2 separate regions of the Homo sapiens genome follow, and region 2 is linked to region 1. Evidence: chromatin loops called from intact Hi-C (ENCODE). Cell type or tissue: IMR-90. All regions are shown on one strand.

Region 1 (8,000 bases):
CTCCCAAAGTGTTAAGATTACAGGTGTGAGCCACCTCACCCGGCCACCAACATTTAAAAATCAGATTTCATGCTAAATCCAGATGTCCAGCTTTTCTTAAAAATATTGGAGTCCTCATTCCTGTTAAGGCAACCAGCCGGCTACAGCAGCTGCTTCCTTTAGTCTGAGTGTGCTGTGTCCAGGGCACCGCAGTCCCCACCACGCCCTCTTGTTTCCCACCCCTGATCTGCGTCACCATCAAGCGAAGTAAGAGCTGTAGAGATGATAGGTAGGAGCATGGATTGTGGAGCCAGAAGGCCTGGATTTGAATTTTACCAACTGGCTGTGTGACCTTGGACAAGTTAGTTCACTGCCTTGGTTTACAAACCTGTGAAATGGGGACATTCATTTAATTTCGACTAATTAAACCAGTTTTTAACATTGAAAAATCAGGAGATCTCATAGAATGCCTTGAAAAATCAGAAAACCTGGTAATACAGGTCTCAGGGCTGATAGCACATATCTCATAGGGTTGTTTTAAGAGTCTTAAATGAATTTTCCTCCCTCCCCCCTTCCCTCCCTTCCTCCTTCCCTCTCTCCCTCCCTCCCACCCTCCCTATCTTACTTTCTCCTTCCCTTCCTTCCTTCCTTCCTTCCTTCCTTCCTTCCTTCCTTCCTTCCTTCCTTCCTTCCTTCCTTCCTTTCATCCCTTCCTTCCTTGACAGGTCTTGCTCTGTCACCAACGCTGGGGTGCAGTGGTTGGATCACTGTAGCTTCAACTTCCCCAGGCTCACTGTAGCCTCAACTGCCCAGGCTCAAACAATCCTCCTGCCTCAGTCTCCCAACTAGCTGGGACCACAGATGTTCACCACCACTCCTGGCTAATCTTAAAATTATTTGTAGAGACAGGGTCTTGCCATATTTCCCAGGCTGGTCTTGAACTCCTGGGCTCAAGTGATCCTCCTGCTTCGGCCTCCCAAACTGCTGGGACTATAGGTGTGAGCCACCACACCCAGCCTTATTATCATTGTTTTCTAGTTGTGGGTGTTTTCATTTTTGGACTGTTGCTCTCCCTTTACAGTGACAGATTTCTTTTTCTTCTAGAACTACGAATCTTTGTTTCCCTGTGATCAGACAGATAGAGTTTGCAGGGAGGGTTAGGTATGAACCCGTTGGAGATGTTGGATGAAGCAAGGCAAGTGGAGACGATTCCTCTGAGAACCTGGGCTGCTTTCTACCATGGCCACACTTTTGGGGGCTGCCACCCCTGGCTGGGAACCTGCCCTGACCTAGGGAGCCACTGAGCAGGGTGTCACTCAGCGTCCCCAACACCCTGGCCTGTCAGGCTGAGTCCAGTTCCTCCTGCTCAGCACCAGACACCTCCAGACCCTGGAGTCGGGAGGCAACTTAAACAAAGGCGTTTATCTCACCCGGGCTCTCCTGCTGCTCTGCTGGACTGCTCAGCCAGGCTCTGGACAGCATAAAAAGTCAGGCTCGGATGACAGAGGCAGAATTTAGAGCCCTTTTGGATGGCAGCTGGGATCTGAGCTGTCAACCGGAGGCGAGTCAACACACTCAGGCTCGCTGCAGCTCTGCACAGAGAGGGCAGGGCAGTGATGCTGTGCAGAACTCCCGTCTAGTCCGGCTTTTTTCTATTTATAATTTCCCTTGATAATAGAGCCCATTCATTGCCTCCGCAGGCCCCTAATTGCTCTGGAGCAGAGGGATGACAGCCTAATTATTAACTTCACAAAAATTGAAGTTGGGCTGTGTCAACAAAGTCCACTCACTGTCACCCAGATGCGACTCTTTGCCCTTCATGGTGGCAAAGGGCAGTTAGGAAAAAAAAAGAAAGAAAGAAAGAAAAAGGCTGGCGTGGTTCCAGCTTAAGCAGGCTTTTATTTTCTGGCCTAAAATTATTTTGGGGGAGGCTCTACTTAGAGGAAAGAGAATGCCTGTTTCCTCTTTGTTGTAAGCTGTGGTCAGCTGGTCACCATGCCCCCGACTGGAGGTGACGTTTTTGATCTTTGGAAATATGACCTGAGAAAATGTTAAAAGGGACCTTAGCGACTGTGTGGCTGTGATTAAAAACGGGGCCCAATTCAGCCTGCAGATATGTTTTATTTGGCTAGCAGAATATTTAGCAAACTTTTTTGTTTTTTAAATTGAGGGAAAACTCACATTACATAAAATTAACCACTTTAAAGGGTACAATTCAGTGACATTTAACACATTTCACAATGTTTTATGACTATCACCACTACCTAGTCTCAAAACATTTTTATCACCCCAGAAAAAACCTCTGTCCCCCTTAAGCACTTACTCCCCGTGTCCTTTCCTCCCAGACCCTGGCCACTGCCAATCTGCTTTTTGCCCTTTCTGGATAGTCCATCTAAATGGAATCATGCAAACTGTGGCCTTTTGTGATTGGCTTCTTTCACTTCCCATAAGGTTTGCAAGATTCTCCTGTATCATAGCATCCTTTCTCAAAGGCTGAAAAATGATAAAAAGCTTTTGAATTCATTTCTGTCAGCCTTATTGAAATATAATTTGCCGCCCACACAATTCACCTATTGAAATGTACAAGTCAAGGGTGCAATTCAGAGTTGTGCAACCATCACAATTAGTTTTTAACACTGAAAAATCAGGAGATTTCATAGAATGCCTTGAAAAATCAGAGGACCTCGTAGCACACAGCTGGCATCACAATGCTAAATGGGACTTGCACTCACAGGTCTCCTAGGGCCCCGCCACTTCCTGCTGTGCTGACCTGGCCACTGCGCTCATTTCCTAACTGCATAGCCCTGGAGGGATGTGAGCCCGGATTCTAGTCCAACCCCTGATTGGACAGATGGAGAAACTGAGACCTGGGTAGGCCACGCTGCTTATTCAAGGTCACACAGTGATATAGCTGTGAGTGGAATCCGCGTTTTGGACTCCCACTGCCCTGTGGCTCTTTCCACAGGTATTTAAGCTAATCATCAGCATTTTAATCTTAAGGGCAGTGTAACCCTGCGTTTATGACAGGCTTTGTGCTGAATTTGATTAATGTGCACTTTGAGGACATCTCCAGTTTCCTTTGGGAAAACACCCCAAGTAATCATGTGGTTTGGGCAGGGCAGGTCCTGACCCCCTTTCCTGCAGGAGTGCTAGTGACTTCCCAGGCCTGATGGTCAGGCTGCATTGCCTTAGTGTTTGGATTAGCATTGAGGAATTTTGTTGGAATTATTGGGAAAGAGAAGCTCTCTTCCTACTAAGGCCCTGAGAAGCTGAGATGTCAGCTGCAGCCTGGTGGGGGGCCATCTTGCCATTGTGTTGAAAGAGACTGCCTGAGATTTGAGTCAGTACAGAGGAAAGAAGAACCAAGAGACAGACAAAGCAGATTTCTCCCTTTCTCATACTAACCAGGCCTGACCCTGTTTAGCTCCTGAGATCAGGCAAGACCAGGCATGTCCAGGGCGGTGTGGCTGTAGACAGAGAAAGCAGATTTCTAATGGCACCATTTGAGCACACTGATGTAGCTGTGCCTGAAACCCTAATCTTTTTAGTTTTCAGTTTAATAACTCAATATATTCTATCTTTCCTTTTTTTTTTTTTTAACTGGATTGAGTTGGATTTCTGTCACTTGCATTAAACTGATCAATCCAAAGTATATAAAACACTAAATTCGGCCAGGCGCGGTGGCTCATGCCTGTGATCCCAGCACTTTGTGAGGCCAAGGCGGGCGAATCACCTGAGGTCAGGAGTTCGAGACCAGCCTGGCCAGCATAGTGAAACCCTGTCTCTACTAAAAATACAAAAATTAGCCAGGCGTGGTGGCAGGCGCCTGTAATCCCAGCTACTCGGGAGGCTGAGGCAGGAGAATCGCTTGAACCTGGGAGGCGGAGGTTGCAGTGAGCTGAGATCGAGCCATTGCACTCTAGCCTGGGTGAGAGTGAGACTCCATCTCAAAAAAACAAAACAAAACAATGCACTAAATTCACTCAAAGAATATTTATTGAATACTCACACTATACCAATGTTTTAAAATACATTATCTCATTTTACTCTTATAGTAAGACAGTGATGTGGGCAGCTATAATTATTTCTAGTTTACAGGGGACTCGATGGGAGGTTAGAGAGATCACTCACCCAAGGATACTCAGATTGTGAGTGGATGGCCTGGGGTTTCCACTTCAAGGCTGGCTCCTGTGCCCCAGCTCCCTGGGACATCACAGGAAATGCTTTTCAGTTTCCCAAGGACCGTAAACATATCTTTCCTCCCCATCCTCAAAGTATTCCAGACTTTGGAAGTGTGGAAAAGTTGGAATATATGGGTGTTGGAATACATTTAAAAAATCCCACCATTCACAAATAACCCACACCAATTTTAACTTAATTCTAGATTTTCAGTGCAGTTTTTTAATACATGAAAGGTTATATAAAAGGAATCAAATATCAGTATGTACAATGTCATATTCTGCATTCTCATTTAAAATGATGTCAAAAGAATGAGGAATAGTCTCTTTTAAACAATTAATTAATTAATCAATTTTTGTAAAGACAGGGGTTTCACTATGTTGTCCAGGCTAGTCTCAAACTTCTGGGCTCAAGTGATCCAGTGATCCTCTTGCCTTGGCCTCCCAAAGTGCTGGTATTACAGGCGTGAAGCCACCGCGTCCAGGACTGTCTTGAAGGTACTTTCGCCTGAGTTAGAGGGAAGAGGCACGCTGAGGCTTTGGGGTAGACTTAGAGCTGGCCCCGGCTTGTACAGGATGTGGCCCGGCAGCCACCAGGTGATGAAGGGAAGCCTTCCACGTCTATTTCCTCCACCGACAGAGCGGGCTGTAGTGGAGTTAGTGTAAGGGCGAGTCCCGTAGAGACCTGGCCGTCCGTGTGAAGAGGTCTTCAAACCCGTTTGGCGTGAGGATTCCCCTGCCTTTGCCCGCTTGATAAAAAACGCGCGGTGTTCTCTCTCCATGGCCGCCAGGTGGCGATGTGGAATAGGAAACGAATCGCTGCTCAGTGCGTGAAAGGCGAAATAAAGGGAGAGCAAAGCGGAGATTTTTAGAGAAAAGAAGGAAGCAAGCTGAAAATGCACAGCCACTAAGGGTGTGTGCACCATGCAGAGTGAGGAGGGAGGGCGAGAGCCCGGCAGAAGTAGACACACACTGGGGGAGAAAGATACAGCAGCAAGGAGCCAATGAACACAGTGTCATTAAAAACCTCCTATGAGAGGAGGTTTTCCTGTGAGTTCTGGGGCCACAGGGATCAGGTTTGGATGAGGTTCAGGCACTTACCGGTGATGCGATTGTGGCAAGTTGCTTTGCTTCTGAGCGTCAGGCCTCTTGTCTGTAGAATGGACCGTTCCTCGGGGCTGCAGGGCAGATGGGAAACGGAGAAAGGGGGCTCTTGTCCTACGGGCTCACTCTGCCTGCTGGGAAGGTGCAGTAAGCTCACGATTCTCCCTGTGCCCGTTGGCACTGTCATCTTCCTCCGAGCCCTCTCTGGGTGCCTTGTTCGTAGAAAGCTTCCAATACTGTATTGGTTGCATTGGATCAGTTGAGCGGGTGTACTCTACAGAACATGATCAGAGGTTTCGAGTTGTGAGCTAGACAGTAGCTACTACAGGCTATCAGATAAGGGGGCCAGGAGGGCTTCCTGGAGTAGGTGGGGCTTGAGCCGGTCTGAGAAATCAGGCGGTAACTGAGTAGGGAGATTAGGATCTCGGCATTCTAGGTTCAGGGGACAACGTGAACAAAGGCCTGGATGTAGGAAGGGATGTGGTGTGTGTACAGGATTTGCTCCTGGTGCTGGGTGAGTGAATCAGAGCAGTCTGGGGAGGAGGACGCTTCGTGGGAAGCCCTAAAATCCCAGCCAGAGTGCTCGAACTTGCCCTGGCAGATGTGGTCTTCTGGGTAGCCAAGTCCAGGATGCCTGTCCCTGGGGCAGCCACCAAATCAAGCCTGTCCTGGTTCCAAATGCTCCTGCCTTGGCCAACTCTGAAGGCTGAGATCCTGGAGGAGCTTGCTGTCTGCTGAGGCACCTGCCAGGTACAAAGGATGTCGGGGTGGGCAAGTGGGCTCAGGTGCCAAGCTGAAGGATGTCAGTGTGGCCATTGAGACCTGGATGCTCCCAGGCCTCTGGAGGTTCATGGTCTCTGGGATGTCTGAATCCTCATCTGCAAGGATAGGTTAGGACAGGGAGTGTCTGAAAGGTTCAGAGGGATTGCTCTCGACCAACACACTCTCTGTCCCTCTCCTCCATCAGCTGCCTTGGTGAAGTGGGAATGAATACAGCTGGCCCCCTCCTTGTGGGTGGGGGGGGGGGTGAGGAGCCAAGAAGTAGGGCCATGGGGGAGGGGGGAGGGATAGCATTAGGAGAGATACCTAATGTTAAATGAAGAGTTAATGGGTGCAGCACACCAACATGGCACATGTATACATATGTAACAAACCTGCACGTTGTGCACATGTACCCTAAAACTTAAAGTATAATAAAAAAAAAGAAAAGAAAAGAAAAAAGAAATAGGGCCATGGGCACCTCATTGGGTGAGCACTAGGTCTCATGAACCACAGAACCCCAGGACTAGGGATGAACTAGGCAATCCGTGTGTTCTTGTTAAAGGCAGCTCCCCAGATCCTAGCTACGGAGTTGCTAGCTAGAGGCTCATTGTAAGGACCTCAGTCCTAATACAAAGACCTCAGTGCTTATAATGTAAGTGGTCACTGGGCTGTGCTTGGAACAAGACCCTTGACTTTATCCTTGTGTTTGGTAAAGGTAACCCACTCCACTGCTTGGCTTGGCACTCATCTCCCGGGAAGGGGAGCTGACATTTATTGGGCATCTATTTTCTGCCAAGAACACATACATTATCTCATTTAATCCTTTCCAAGCCCTATGAGTTAGGTATTATTCTCCCCATTTTACAGCTGAAATGGGGCTCAGAGAGGTTAAACCTCTTGCCAAAAGTCACACAGATCATAAGTGGCAGAGGCAGAATTCTAACCCAGGCCTGTTTTAGAGCTCCATAGGCATTCACCCATTCAATCAGATGCCAACACTTGCATCCCAGTCTGATTTTCCAGCTGCTGTCTGTGGCTATAGCTTTTTCCATTTCCTTGTCTGATTTCTGGCTGTCCATTTCCATGCTGCTCATCCACACAGGGCAGATGCTCGGGCAATTTTGCAAGAAGGTGCCGAAGAGACGAGAAAGCAGAGAGATAAAGGAGTGACAAAATGGAATTTCAGGTTGTGAGTCATCTCTCTTAAATTTGTGGATTTTGAGATGTTTTGCTGAAGACATCTTTTCATCCCCAAAGCCTAATAATAATAATCACAACAATATTGATACAGCGGCTATCATCACTGAGTGATTTTTATGTGCTAGCCACCGAGATCATGCAACCCTCTCGACATCCTATGACATAGAAACTATTATCTTTATTTTACAGGTGGCAAAACTGAGGGCCAGAAAAATGACTTGCCCGTAGTTACATAGCTAGTAATTTACACAGCTAATAGTAAGCTAGTATTTGAATCCAGCCATGGGGCCCCAAAACATAGGTGCTGAGCTGCTGTGTTCCTGCCTCCCAGCAAGCTGCACTGCCACTCTGATGAGGGATTCAGACTCAGGAAAGGCCAGGGATATGCCAGAGTTCTGCTGCAAGGGGAGGACCTGGGGGCGGAGAACTAGAGGCCTTTGAAGCATTGCCTCTGGGTTTCCAAGCCAGGAGGCCCCTAGGGTAGCAGGTGGAGCAGGGCAGCCCCTGCTGCTTGTCAAGGACGGCAGTGCCCCTTGCTCACATCTGTGCCACCCACCGCGCCCCCCCCATGGTCAGCACTAATGAGTGTGCACTGAGGACATGACCGAATGGGTAATGTACCCAGCGGAGGGTATCTGAAGGGTGGGGACACATGCATCCACTCCAGCTTTCTCTGGACTCTGACCTGCCCCTACATTTTCTCCCAGGGGGAACTCTGGCCAGAGGCTGTCCTGCAGCAAACGCGTGGTGCACAGAAGGGGGCCATTTCCACTGCAG
Region 2 (8,000 bases), 100 kb after region 1:
TTGCAAAGTTGAAAGTCTAATACAATGACTACTGTGCCACCCACCACCTAGATTCAACATTTTTCTTCTATATCTTTTATCTCAATATACATTTGTGTATGTGTGTGCGTTGCATATACAAGTATGTATATCTAACTAAATATCTATGTTTTTTCCTTTTGCAACTTGCAAACATTATGACATACTTTACCCCTTCAGGAGACAGAAACCATACCTGTTATTTGAATGGAAATAATTTACTATAATGATTTGTTAATTAGGTATAAAGTTATTAACTACATAACTGAAATAGAAAAAGAGAATGCCTTAGATTCCTTAGAATTACAGAGGAAGCAATTTTTATGAAGTAGCTACCATCCCTAGGGCTGAGGAGGGACCCTATGTTGCTGAAAGTCTGATCCTTGAGACTGAGCAGCTGTTAGTCTGGTGCTGGTCTCTGATCTGTGGGGCTGGGCCCCAGACCTCTTGAGAAAGGGGCTTAATTCAGTGGCTGCTACAGGAATGAAGTGCCTCTGCCAGGGTGAAGCACTGTCAGGTGACAGAACACAAACAAACAAGAAGTAGGAAGAAGCAAACCCTTTCCTCCCCTTTAGCCTTGCAGCCTCTCTCTAGCTCCCACTTTTGGCAGAGCCTATCACATGGTTTGCAGAGTCCTGGACCCAGCATCACAAGGTCAAGTATAGAAAGGCAAACTTGGAGCAGAAAGATAATATTTTAATAACTGTCATGAACCATAAATTCTTTGGTATGTGTCTCCTAAATTAAGAATATACTTCTACATATAGACAATAATAGTCTCATGCCTAAGAAACAGCGATTTCCTAATATCAAATACCCAGTCCGTGTTGCAGTATCTCTAATTATCCTCCAAGTGTTTTGTTATGGCTGAGATTTTAGTGTTTTAGGATGTGAAACCACTCATGTTTCCTGCATTGCATTTACCTGACATACCTCTTCAGTCTCTTTTGTTTTAGAACAGTCTTCTACTCCCTCCCCTTTTAAATACTGATGATGAAAGGCTGGGCCAGTCGAGTTGTCCAAAGTCCTATGGTCTGAGTATCTGAGTGTTTCTTCATGGTGTTGCTTTATCTGTTCCTCTATCCTCAGTATTTCCTGTAACCTAGAGGTTAAGTCTTGATCAGATTGAGTAAGTTCATTTATTTTTTTGTCAAGAATTCTTCATAGGTGGTGGTACACACTTCATTGCAATGTATATATTAGCATATAAATTATATTATCATATTTGAATATATTTATTAACTTCAGATATACTTTTGTACCCCTGGGAACAAAAGCCAAACAATTCTTATGGAAAGAGAGGGAAGAACATCAGTTTTCACTGTAACAGGTGTTGCCAGTTAGTTCTGATAGAACTTGCCCTGGTCCCCAAGCACTGAGCCCTGCCCTGCTGTCCTCGTGCATCATCTGGAGATGTTCTGTACTATGTACGGGAACCTCTGCTCATGTAGACTGTGTTTTGTCCCCCTGAGTATCCTGTTTTACAATCCTCCAGGTCTCCCACTTGCTCTGCAACCTACACTGTGGCTTGGCTCTCCACTGCCTTGCCCCTGAGTGTTTTGCTGCAGAGCCAGTGTGATGAGAATGGTCTGTTGGTGAAGGGGGAGTTTTCTCTTCTTTTCTTATCCCTGGTTGTCATTTTTGTGATTTCTTTCTGGAGCTGCCTTGTAAAACCTTGCCCTGTGTCATATTTTCACCCCATCTATAATCATACCTTTCTCACCTGAGACTCTGGTCTGTCTCAGCATCACTGATGTGTTCTCTGCTTTGCTGTTCAACACCTTGGATCTTAGCCATCCTGACTTCCCTTTGGGATCACTGAGCAAAGCCCTCGTTGATGATGTTGGATCCTACTTCTGGGTTTTATTTTCATCATCAAATCCATTTCACCTTCTCATGGGCATGAATAGAAGGGTCAGGCAAGCTCAGCTCTGAGCCCAAGTAGCAGAAGAGTTGTCAGTTTAGTTTCTTACCTTAGATGTCTGCAGGGGTCCAACAGGTTTAGGGAAGTTGAGGACGACCAGATGATGTGGTTTTGCTGTGTCCCCACCCAAATCTCACACTGAATTGTAATAATCCCCGTATGTCAAGGGTGGAGCCAGGTGGAGATAATGGAATCATGGGGGCAGTTTCTCCCATACTGTTCTCATGATAGTGAATAAGTCTCATGAGATCTGATGGTTTTATAAAGGGGAGTTCTCCTGCACACGCTCTCTTGCCTGCTGCCATGTAAGACATGCCTTTGCTTCTCCTTTGCCTTCCACCATGATTGTGAGACCTCCCCATCCATGTGGAACTGTGAGTCCGTTAAACTTCTTTCCTTTATAAGTTACCGGTATGTCTTTTTTTTTTTTGAGACAGGGTCTCACTCTGTTGCCCAGACTGGAGTGCAATGGCGTGATCTCGGCTCACTGCAATCTCTGCCTCCCAGGTTCAAGTGATTCTCCCGCCTCAACCTCCCAAGTAGCTGGGATTACAGGTGCGTGGCACCACACCCAGCTAATTTTTGCATTTTTAGTAGAGACAGGGTTTCACCATGTTGGCCAGGCTGGTCTCAAACTCCTGACCTCAAGTGATCCACCAGCCTTGGCCTCCCAAAATGCTGGGATTACAGGTGTGAGCCACCGTGCCTGGCCTGGTATGTCCTTATTAGCAGCGTGAGAACAGACTAATACAAGACTAATACTTCAGATATGTGAAAATCAGCAGCTCGAGTTCAAGAAGAAATAGCAACTGACCCCCAGTTTCTGTGTGATGGGGAGCCCATGAAAAAAAATACTATAAATTCTTTGCAGCTCTTCCTATCAAGAGGTGATGTCTGTTTCCCCAGACTTTGAATTGGACTGATCTTTTATCTTCCTTTATCCAATAGAACATTAATGAAAGAAAGGTAAGCAGAGGCTCAAAAAGTGCCTGCCTATTGGGGCTTTCCCCTCTCCTGATGATGGAAGAGCCCACGTGAAGGAGCTGAGCTGGCTGCTGGACAGGCCACATGGAGGAGAATCGAGGCATTCCACCAGCAGCCTGTCAGCCTCTGGCTGCAGCAAGTAGTATGAGTGAGGCTCGGCAAAACTGGCTGAAGAAATGCTCAGCAGAACCCAGCCCGAATTGCTGACACCCAGAATTGCAGCTAATGTATTATCATTGTTTTAAGCCACTAAGATTTGGGGTGGTTTCTTACACAGCAAAGGCTCACTGGTACATGCTCCATCTGAAGCGGGCAGCTCCCACCCAGTGGCAGCCTAGAGATGCCATGCTGGAATATGGCCCCATGTCACCATGTCTTCCAGTTCTTTTCAAGACAAGAGACAATTCAAGATAATTTTTATGTGATGCATTCTAACTTTAAATGATAGTACTAAAATTAAAAAATTTAAAAACATTCTAGAGGTCCAAAGAAACAACTGGGGGCTGGATTCCATCTCCCTCAGACCATCCCTCTTCTTGCTACTGGGTCCAGTGTTTGCCCCGATTATTCTCCCTGATCCAGAAAAGTGGACTTTGGGGGATGGGGGTGGGGGACACATGAGCAAGCAGCAGCCTCTAGAAACTGCCAGCAGAGGGCTGGACGAGGACCCAAGGCTTCATCGGCTGTGAAGCACTGAGTCACTGATGGACATGGTGACTCGATGGGAATGCTTCTAAAAATGTCTTTCAGGAGGGATTTTTTTCTTTTCAGACAAAATACCACCTCCTCTCAGCTTCTCCCCAGTATAGCTCATTCCTCTACAGGGCAAATCATAAATACTGTACTCCCCCCATATCTGTCTCCCTCATTAGATTTGGGGGAGCTCCCGGAGAGCCTCATGGGGAACTTGTTTACTTTTCCATCCTGATGCCCTGACTGGTGACTTGGCAGATGCCTGGAATGTTCTTTTGCTCCCCCTCTCCTTGTCCTCTCTGACAGTTCTTGACATAAGGCAGGCTGTGTGTCACAGTCCCAGTCACCTTTCTTTGGAACCCTACATCAGAGTCAGTCACTGGGCACAAATGTTCATCTAGCTAAGGAATTCGAGAAAATGGAATTTTCTCACATTTTTTGTCAACTTATGGAAAATCAGCTAACGAACCAAAAAAAAAAAATTTCCAAAACCAAACGCAAAGGTCCCCCACATGTTCAGTGTGTCAGAGGCAAGCTCTAAAGAGGGGGTGTCAGGCCAGCTCTCTGGCCTAGGGACAGCAACACTTGCCTCTGCAGAGCCTCTGAGCTGTGACAGGCACAGGGCAGTGTGATATAGGCCTCTGGAGCCAGATGATTGCGAGCTGGGAGTGCGAGGTTTTACTGGGCCTTTGCAACCCGGGCCAGCCTACACATCTGGATGATTATGGAAGAATAATCCACAAACTCGTGTCTTGTCTCCATAACACTCTGTATTCCCATTGAGGCAACGAGTGCCAACATGCTTTTTCCATTTTCATTCACATCTTTGATCCCTCACAGTCTAAGACTTGGCATGGATGGGCAGGCCAGGAAAACGTTGAGCAAATGCTGTCAGGCACCCTCAGGGAGGCCTGAGGAGGAACAAATGTGCCCGGCAGGGCTACCTCTTGGCTCTGCCTGGAAGTTCCTCCCAGCAATGGCTCTCTGTCCCCAGTGGCTGGAGAGATGGCCGTGTCTTGGCAGGCGCTGGGCCTGGAGCTGGGTGGGAGGCGCGTGGTTTTCCTCTCTCCACTAGGGGGTGGGGGAGTTTGGATGTTGGCACAAGGCTGCCTGCTTGCATTAGAACTCAGCCGGCAAGGAAAGCAGGCGGCTCAAAGACTGGGTCAGCCTCAGGGACTGGATGGGGATGGAGCTTTCAGAGGAGTGGCCCATTGGAGGCAGTCTGGATGGGCATTTGGGTCTGGCCCAGTTTGGTCCAAGGCGGGCCAGGGAAGGCAGCTACTCTAGCCGGGACCCCTAGCAGTCCTGACCTCTAGACCCATCTGCAGGCCATCTTCCCTCAGTGACAGCTCTGTTCCTTGTCATAGGCCAGCCGGAAAAGGTGGCTGGGCACTGGTTGGAGGCCAGAGGGATGGACTTCCTCTTGTACCACACCGCGACATGGGGCTTGAGGCTTTCTTTCCCACGGCAGGCAGGGGAGGGGGGCACCAGGAAGTAGGGTGACCTCTGTGCTATTCCCCAGCCTCCTTGCCGCCTGAATGTCCTGCATTAGGAATGTTATTCCTTTGAGTAAAAGTGTGCATGCTGCCCTGGGATCTCCTTTAAAAATGCTCTCTGAGAGAAGAACATTACGAAAGGGCTGTCATAGTTGCCTTCGTGGATGCATTGATCACACCGCCTGTTTCCCCTGGGCCTTTTGCTTGAATTGGAGGCCAGAGAGAAAGGCTCAAGAAATGCAAAGCACAAGAAATGTTTGGAGGTCTGGGGCCAGCGGTGAAGGGGACAATTGAGGCCTCTTGGCAGTTTTCTGTGGAGGGAAAAGTGGAGTAGAAAGAGTATTTCTAGAATGAAAGAGGGAGCTGAAGAGGGAGGGGACAGGGACATTGAAAAAAGATCCTATAATTTAATCTCTTACTGTTTTTCCGCCTGAGCTCCTTGAATTCTGAGCCGAATTGTTAGTCTGTCACTCTTCCCAACTTCCTTGTCATTTACTGAGGGATTGAGAGAAGGATGCAAACTTAAGTTAATCTTAACTTTCTGAGTCTTGATTTTCCTGCTGGGGAAATGGAGAGAACCATTAAATGAGGTTATGAAGGGAAGGAAGCAAGCACGGGGTCTGTCAGGAACTTCTGGTTTCTCAACACCATAAAAGAAGATCTAGAGTGTCTTCCTTTACCCGGATGTGGAATAGTACTAAAAATAAGAATGCTGCAATTGCTGGGAGGTTGCAGCATGGGCTCTGGTGAGAATAGAAAGACAGGAGGATGCTGGCTGCAGCCTGCAAATTGTCAGCCAGTTGTGCCAGATGTTGTCATCCGCGGAGAGTGGGGAAGAAGGACCAGGGTGGCTTCTGAGCTTTTCAGGTGAGTGGCCCCTTTTTATTTTGTTTGAGACGGAGTCTCGCTCTGTTTCCAGGCTGGAGTGCGGTGGCATGATCTCGGCTCACTGCAATCTCTGCCTCCCGGGTTCAAGTGATTCTCCTGTCTCAGCCTCCGGAGTAGCTGGGACTACAGGTATGCAGCACCATGCCCAGCTAATTTTTGTGTTTTTGGTAGAGACGGGGTTTCACCATGTTGGCCAGGATGATCTCTATCTCTTGCCCTCGTGATCCGCCTGCCTTGGCCTCCCAAAGTGCTGGGATTACAGGCTTGTGCCACCACGCTCAGCCGGCTCCAACTTTTTTATTTAGAGGCTGGGTGGGACCCATGAATGCCCAGGCTATAAGCACACAAGAAATTTTTTGAAAAGCTAAAATAGTCAAGCTATATACAAATACCACTTTTGATGATTTACGCTCAAACAAATAATTTGAGGAAGCCACAATCTACCAAAAGTATAAAAAGCAAACCACACAGAAATGCAAAATGTTCCTCCATGGGACAAACAGGATGTTTGCTTTCCTATGTGCAGTTAGGCCTTACCATTCTGTGGGCTGGATGCTCTTCCCAGCTCCAACTTTATGAAGTGAAAGAAGGGCCAAAACACCTATGGATCTATTCCTACATTATTTAAGACACCTTATAGAGAACAAGGAAAACAACAGGACAACCTGCGTAAATAAGATGTCAGGGCAAAGAAGTACAAGGGTAAGAAAATAAGAAAAAGCCAGAGGTAGAGTTGTGCACAGATATTTGAACCCTCAAGTCCTGCCCAGTATATAAAGGTAAACTACAAGTTTGGTTGTGAGCTTACTGGTGGCCAAAGCAAAGAGGGAAATATGATCTACAAAAGGACTCATGCTGTCCATCAACTTAACACAAGCCAGCTCACTTAGGAGAAGCACAATTCCTACTGGAACCAAGGCTGGAGAGATTTCTATGCCGGGTTTTCCTGGAGGAAACTGTGTGTGATGAAGTCAAATACTTCCTCACCATAGCTCCACAATACATGGGGCAATGAATTTCATATGCCTTACAAAAAAAAATCTCTTAATGGAAGCAGGTCCCTCCAATAAAACAACTGTACAAGGACCCCAGACACTCTGGCCCAAACATTCAGCTTTTTCATGATTGGATTTTGCCCAAAGGTAAAATTTGGACAGTGTGAAACAGTAACTTGCAAGGGAGTCCTGTGGGATAAGAATATGTGCGATGTGAAGAAAAGACCAAACAAAGGTAGGCAGGATTTTTTTAAAAACTGCAAGCCTTCTTAGAATCTGTCATGTGTGAATGCATTCATGTTTCTGTGATTTACTGCCTTTCCAAAGCCTACATGACTGAACAATCCTGTGTGTGTCTGTAGCATCTTGGGAGCCCAGTGGAGATGGGGGTCTAAAAGCAAGGAAAGGACCCACAAATCCAAAGCTAGAGCCACACAGTCTTGTTCCCTAACGACATCCTTACCTCAAGCTTGTCTTTGAAAGGAATGCTGGTGAGTGTCACCTTAGAGAGTACTCAACTGATGCAATGGTTTCTGTATTGGTTATAACTTTCCTAGGACATACAAATGAATAAGATAGATAAATTTAGAACTACTTTAAGAATAAGCATTCAATGAGGCCCCACCTAAAATGGTCTTGCATATGTTCAGTGGCAAACCTGCCTACCACACTTGGGAAACCGCCTTCTAGATGGAGGTGTGGACTTTACCTGTCCTTCCCCTAAGCCTCTGTGGATTTAGGGTCTCATCTCTGAGACATGATAAGGATTGGGCAGAGGAGAAGTCAGTGACTGTATTCTATGGCCCAGGCCATGGATTACCATGGTTTTGGGCATGGCATGACCATGTTATGGATCAGTTAAGGGCTAATCCATCCACTCGGGCCTTCCATGGAGTGCCTAATGGAAGAAGTTCAGGGAAAGAACCTGATGTTGCTTGACCTGGCTAGATATGAGATAGAAAAAAAAGAACATTATTCCCAATGTCTTAAACTTCCCAGTGG

What was found. Peaks named below come from ENCODE experiments on the same cell type or tissue, not always from the same donor. Only the 100,000 strongest peaks of a DNase experiment are listed, where the experiment ranks them.
Region 2: a loop joins it to region 1, with 11 times the contacts of the local background. A loop is called at or near these places in 2 of 110 quality-filtered maps.

Annotation. Positions count from the first base shown.
Region 1 is chr5:173,289,170-173,297,169 of GRCh38, forward strand. The region is part of intron 3 of LOC105377731 (a long non-coding RNA gene); the gene reads left to right. LOC124901136 (a long non-coding RNA gene) reads right to left here and starts at 5,585. Exons shown (of 2, transcript XR_007059055.1): 1 at 5,259-5,585; 2 at 3,958-4,976. It also overlaps the pseudogene RNA5SP200. RefSeq lists enhancers at 3,300-3,549, 4,677-4,846. In IMR-90, a CTCF peak has its summit at 4,942 (motif pointing right); DNase peaks (open chromatin) are centred at 3,272 and 4,982; H3K27ac peaks cover 1,574 bases.
Region 2 is chr5:173,391,873-173,399,872 of GRCh38, forward strand. All of the region lies in intron 1 of LOC105377732 (a long non-coding RNA gene), which reads left to right. Among named protein-coding and RNA genes, the nearest start is that of MIR8056, 48 kb to the left of the region's middle. In IMR-90, a CTCF peak has its summit at 3,565 (motif pointing right); a DNase peak (open chromatin) is centred at 3,609; H3K27ac peaks cover 1,360 bases.